Regions from separate parts of the Homo sapiens genome. Here region 1 is linked to region 2. A link is a contact called in ENCODE Hi-C or POLR2A ChIA-PET data. All regions are on one chromosome and are shown on one strand. The core of a region is the stretch at or near the end of the contact, and the rest is flanking DNA. Distances in the headings are between cores, read along the strand shown. Region 1 has its middle 53 kb from the start of LITAF. Region 2 overlaps LOC400499 (putative uncharacterized protein LOC400499).

Region 1 (2,876 bases), core at 229-2,728, 49 kb after region 2:
CTCATTGGCAAAATAAAGGGGCTAGAAATTCCTGACAAAGTGTCTTCTGGCTCCATGTTGTGTTCAAGTGGAGAACAGAGAGTTCAGAAAGAAACCAAGTACACACAGGAGTAGGCACATGATAAAAATAGCATTGCATCTAGTTGGGGAGAACAACAGATTCAAAGATGGACAAAGTATACGAGCATCCCGTTCACAGAAAAGGACACAAAAAAAGACACAGATAGAGTTTCGGCAAAGAGGCTCAACCTTAGACATTAAAAAAATTCAAATTAGGCTGGGTGCATTGGCTCACGCCTATAGCCCCAGCACTTTTGGAGGCTGAGGAGGGCAGATCATCTGAGGTCCAGAGTTCGAGACCAGCCTGGCCAACATGGTGAAACCCCGTCTCTGCTAAAAATACAAAAATTAGCTTGGTATGTTGGCACACGCCTGTAATCCCAGCTACTCGGGAGGTTGAGGCAGAAGAATCACTTGAACCCAGGAGATGGAGGTTGCTGTGAGCCAAGATCACTCCACTAAAAAAGAAATGCAAATTGAAGCTACAAAACTCAGGCTGGGTGCGGTGGCTCACACCTGTAATCCCAGCACTTTGGGAGGCTGTGGCAGGCGGATCGCTACTTGGGAGATTGAGGCAGGAGGATTGCTTGAACCCGGGAGGCCGAGGTTACAGTGAGCTGAGATCGCACCACAGCACTTAAACCTGGAGACAGAGCAAGACCCCATCCGAAAAAAAAAAAAAAAAAAAGAAGAAGAAGAAATTTTAAAAATTAAGTGAAAAGGCCATGAAGCCTGGATGAAGTAATTGGCGACTAGTGGAGAAACAGGACATGGGCCCTCAGGGAAAAGAAAGAGGAAACAGCACATTGAGGTTTTGCAGGTTAAAGGTGAATGGTAGATCACTTCATATTTGGAGTACGTGAAACTCAAGCAATTTAATCTTTTCAAGGGCAAAGACTATCCTCCCTTTTGTATTGCTCATAACACCTTCACATTGTGGCCATAAAAACGCTGGCTGGGTAGGGAAGGGGAGGCACATTTTCTCTGTCCTAGCAATTCCCCTTCTAGAAATTAACCCAGGCCGGGCACAGTGGCTCCCACCTGTAATCCCAGCACTTTAGGAGGCGAAGGCAGGCATAACACCCAAGGTCTCGAGTTCAAGACCAGCCTGGCCAACAAGGTGAAACCCTGTCTCTACTAAAAATACAAAAATTAGCCGGGCATGGTGGCGTGCGCCTGTAATCCCAGCTGCTCCGGAGGCTGAGGCAGGAGAATTGCTTGAACCTGGGAGGCAGAGGTTGCAAAGAACCGAGATTGCACCACTGTACTCTAGCCCAGGCAACAGAGGGAGACTCCGTCTCAAAAAAAAAAAAAAAGTTAACCTTGTCCTGCTCCTGGAAGGAAACTCCAGGCCCTTGGAATGTGCTGCCTGATGGTAATGTCAGTGTCTTTGTTTACCTGGGGGCCTGGAACCACGCCAGCCAGTCTCTGCTAATGACATGATTTAGGGTGGGGGGTTTGGGCCAGGTGATACCAGCATGACCTCTGGAGGGGCTGGAGACTGAGGTCAACTATGGGCCATTGGCCATGACTGGTTGCCAATAAAAACATTGCACACAAGGCTCTGGTGAGCTTCCTTGGTTGGCAATGCTCTGTGCACATTGCCACACATTATGGCTGGGAGAAATAAGTACTGTCCACGAGTCCACAGGGAGAGGACATCTGGGAGCTTGTGCCTGGCCTCCCTGCCTTATGCACCTTTTCCCTTTACTGATTTTACTCTCTTTCCCTGTAATCAACAGCAGCCATGAGTGCAATGTCTTTTCTGAGCTCTGTGATTCCTTCTAGAAAACCATAGAGGCCGAGAGTGATCTCGGGCCCCTCCTGAAATGCAAACATCTACTGTGTGCCAGTCACTGTTTACTGGGGATACAGCATCAGACAGATGAAAGCCCCTGCCTTCAAGGAGCTGACTTTCTAGTGCAGGAAGACAGATCAGAAGCAAGACAAATAGGCTGAGTGTGGTAGCTCAGCAATTTGAGAGGCCGAGGTGAGAGGATGAAGAGTTTGAGACCAGCCTGGCCAACGCAGTGAGACCCCATCTCTATGAATAAGAAACAAGAAAAGATGACAAAGAAGCTTGTCTTTCAGGAGCAGACGTATAGGGGGCCAGGAAACGCCTCGAGACACAGGCTTGGCACCTATGAGCCAGTCTCCATTAGGACCAGGTCATATTCAGCTTTGATAAGCAGGAGTGGAACAAGCCAAGCAAGTGACACTCAATTTTGCAAGCAGCAGCCACCTGTGTCCCCTTCTCATCGTGGACTCCCGGGTGTGGGTCAGCATCAGCACACCTGGCTTGGGTGAGGATGAGCTGGTGGCCACCTCTGTGTCATTTGAAAACACCCATGTTTCTTTCACAGGCGGACCATAGGTGCTGCCTATCGCCCGGGAAATAAAACATGTAGTTTATGAGTGCAAACAAGGAAAAAGTTCAAGCACAAAAACACAAATGCCTCTGGGAGGATTGACATGTTAGCTGAGGAATCCCAGCTTGGAACCTGGGACCGGTAACTTCACCTGTCAGAATTTCAGTTTGTCTGTAAAATGGAGAGGGGATGTTCATCTTACAGAATCGTTGTGAAATTCAATAACAGAATGTGCCCCGCCCATGGCAGGCACTCAACAGATACTCACTGCTGCTCTGTGCTGGGGTGATCTACAGTCATTGGTCATTATCTTCCTGGCATCCAGAAGCTTACTCACTAATTTACCTTTACTGTTTACAGGTTGACATCATTTCACAATCAAAGATCGAGTGCCAATTCCTATAGCTGTCAGGAGCTCAGCTGAGCTGCAAGAGGGCGGGCTGAGCT
Region 2 (2,782 bases), core at 179-2,678:
GGCTCACACTTGTAATCCCAGCACTTTGAGAGGCCAAGGCAGGAGGATTACTTGAGCCCAGGAGGTTGATACCAGCCTGGGCAACATAATGAGACCCTGTCTGTACAACTTTTAAAAAAAAAAAAAAAACTAGATAGGCATGATGGCACATGCCTATAGTCCCAGCTACTCCGGAAGCTGAGGTGGAAGGATTGTTTGAGCCTGGGGGGCAAAGGTTGCAATGAGCCAAGATCATGCCACTGCACTCCAGCTTGGGTGACAGAGTGAGACTGTCTCAAAAAAAAGGACATGCTGTGTGATCTAATTTACATAATATTCTAGAATATGCAAAGAAGTCTATGGTGACAGAAAGCCTCTCACTAGTTTCTGGGGACAGAGGAGAAGCAGGAGGAAGGGACTTTTTTTTTTTTTTTTTTTTTTTTTTTTTTTGAGACAGACTCTCGCTCTGTCGCCCAGGCTGGAGTGCAGTGGCGTGATTTCGGCTCACTGCAAGCTCCGCCTCCCGAGTTCACACCATTCTCCTGCCTCAGCCTCCCAAGCACCTGGGACTACAGGCACCCACCACCACGCCTGGCTAATTTTTTGTATTCTTAGTAGAGACAGGGTTTCACCATGTAAGCCAGGATGGTCTTGATCTCCTGACCTCGTGATCCGCCTGCCTCGGCCTCCCAAAGTGCTGGGATTACAGGCGTGAGCCACTACGCCCGGCCGCAGGAAGAGATTATTAAGGATCTGGAAGAGACTTTTGGGAGTGATGGGTATGTTCATAAGCTTTATCATGGTGATGATCTCATGAGTGTGTACATGGGTCAGAATGTATCAAACTGTACACCTTAACCATGTACTAGTGTTCACCGTGTGTCAATTAGACCTCAATAAATCTCACTTTTAAAAAGTAGAACAAACTGATGCTGCCAGAAGTCAGAAGAGTGGTTACTCCTGGTTAAGGATGGGTATTAACAAGAACAGGAGTACAAAGGGGAGGGTGGGAGCTGAAGATGGTCTGGGTGCTGGTGACATGGGTGTATTGAGGTGGTGGACAGGCAGGCTGTACACTTACAACTTAGGGACTTTTCCATGCATAGGATCTATTTCAAGCAACAGTTTTTCCAAATAAAGCCAGCTACCAGTGGACTACTCAGATTTGAACCAGCCACTTAATTCTGCAAGGAGGAGGCAGAGTCAGAGTTCACGGACACCCAAGTCTCAGGTTCAAAAGTCCACGCATGAAGCGGGGTGGGCCTGCCTGGGGGAGTACAGTGGGTGTGGCCACCTCCCTTACCTTCTGCTGTAGGTATCTCATCCTTCTGTCTCTGTCTCCTGGACACTCGGGGCTGGCTGGCTGTGGTGCAGGCCCTGGTTCTGGCCCTGGGGGTTCCTCTGGCTCAGGCTCTCTCCCGTCTTCCTGACCCCAGAATGACTTCCTGCCAAACAGCCTGTGAGCAATTTCCTCAGCATTTTCCAGCCGGAGCCCAAGCTGGGAAGGGAAGCCACAGGCTCAGGGAGGAACAATTCAGTCACAGGGGTGATGATGAGCTGTTAGGCTGGGGATATGAATGGAGGACCCAGAAGGCTTGAGCACGGCACTCCAGGCTCCCTGGTGCCCACCTGGGCTGAGGTTCGGGGACACAACCTTGGGAAATCCACCAATCTCTCTGTATCTACTTGGTAGATGCCACACGGTAAGAATTCTTGCCAATTCTTTAAGGCTTGGTTCAAATGTCATCACCTGTGGGAAGCCCTCCCTGAACTCCCATGTCACTCTCTTCCCACCTCCTCTGCCCCACACACAATATACTCAGACTGGAATGTGTGTCTTCCTCGAAAGATCCAGGATGAGGGCAAGGGCTCGTGTATCAATCACTAGGCACCTGCACGACCTCCCCTGGATGGGGGGGAGGGTTTCAAAATTTGATAGGTGAATAAATGGATCTTTCCTTCTGTCCCTCCCGTCTTCCATCTGCCCGTCCGCGCACCCCTCTCTTCACCTATCCTTTCATCCTTCCCACGCATCCATCCATCCATCTGCCTCTCCACCTTCCATCTTTTCTTTCCTTTGTTCTATCCATCCTTATTCCTATCCATCCATCTGCTTTTCCTTTCTTATGGACCCCTCTCCTTCTATCTATTCTTTCTTCCCTTTTTCCATCCAGACATCTCTGATAGCATTTTCAGAGAAGTCACCAGAGACCAGCCCTTGGCAATGACTGGTGAGTGGATGGATGGATAATAGATGGATGTGTGACTCAGAGGATGAAAGATGGATGAGTGGGAAAACAGATGAATAGATAGGTAGGTAGACAGAGATGGATGGGAAATTACAGGGCTGGATGGACACACAGATGGACAGATGGGAGGGTGGGTATGTCCATGTATGGGTAGGAGGGTGGACAGATGAATAAGTGAATGGATGGATGGGTGGGTGGGTGGTTTGGTAAATGGATTGAGTGAATAGATGGATGGATGTATGGATGGATGGATGTATGGATGGATGGACGGATAGATGGATGAATGATACATGGGTAGACAGATGATGGGTGGGTAGACGAATGAATGATGGCTGGATAGATGATGGGAGGGTGGGCGGATAAATGATGGGTGGGTGGATGAATGGATGATGGGTGGGTGGGTGTGTGGTTTGGTAAATGGATTGAGTGAATAGATGGATGGATGGAGGGATGGATGGATGGATGGATGGATGAATGGTACATGGGTAGACAGATGATGGGTGGGTAGATGAATGAATGATGGCTGGATAGATGAATGAATGATGGCTGGGTGG

The links. Hi-C counts contacts between places; a loop is a spot of excess contacts on that map. ChIA-PET counts read pairs that join two places held with the same protein, here RNA polymerase II (POLR2A). Pooled maps may share reads with other maps.
Region 1: a map of naive thymus-derived CD4-positive, alpha-beta T cell shows a loop between it and region 2 (5-fold over the local background). The contact joins two enhancer-like sites. A Hi-C loop is called at or near these places in 3 of 168 maps with a recorded cell type or tissue (PC-9, aorta and naive thymus-derived CD4-positive, alpha-beta T cell) and 1 of 50 pooled maps. POLR2A ChIA-PET finds 5 or more read pairs at or near these places in 9 of 52 experiments (A549, CD4-positive, alpha-beta T cell, MCF 10A and 6 more).

The regions. Positions count from the first base shown.
Region 1 is chr16:11,532,878-11,535,753 of GRCh38, forward strand. No RefSeq gene overlaps it. Among named protein-coding and RNA genes, the nearest start is that of LITAF, 53 kb to the right of the region's middle. Within about 2 kb of position 1,479, at least 3 of the 41 ENCODE cell types and tissues checked have a DNase peak (open chromatin) inside an H3K27ac peak, as active enhancers do.
Region 2 is chr16:11,483,597-11,486,378 of GRCh38, forward strand. LOC400499 (putative uncharacterized protein LOC400499) reads right to left here. Exons shown (of 67, transcript NM_001370704.1): 16 at 1,283-1,477. Among named protein-coding and RNA genes, the nearest start is that of LITAF, 100 kb to the right of the region's middle. Within about 2 kb of position 1,429, at least 2 of the 41 ENCODE cell types and tissues checked have a DNase peak (open chromatin) inside an H3K27ac peak, as active enhancers do.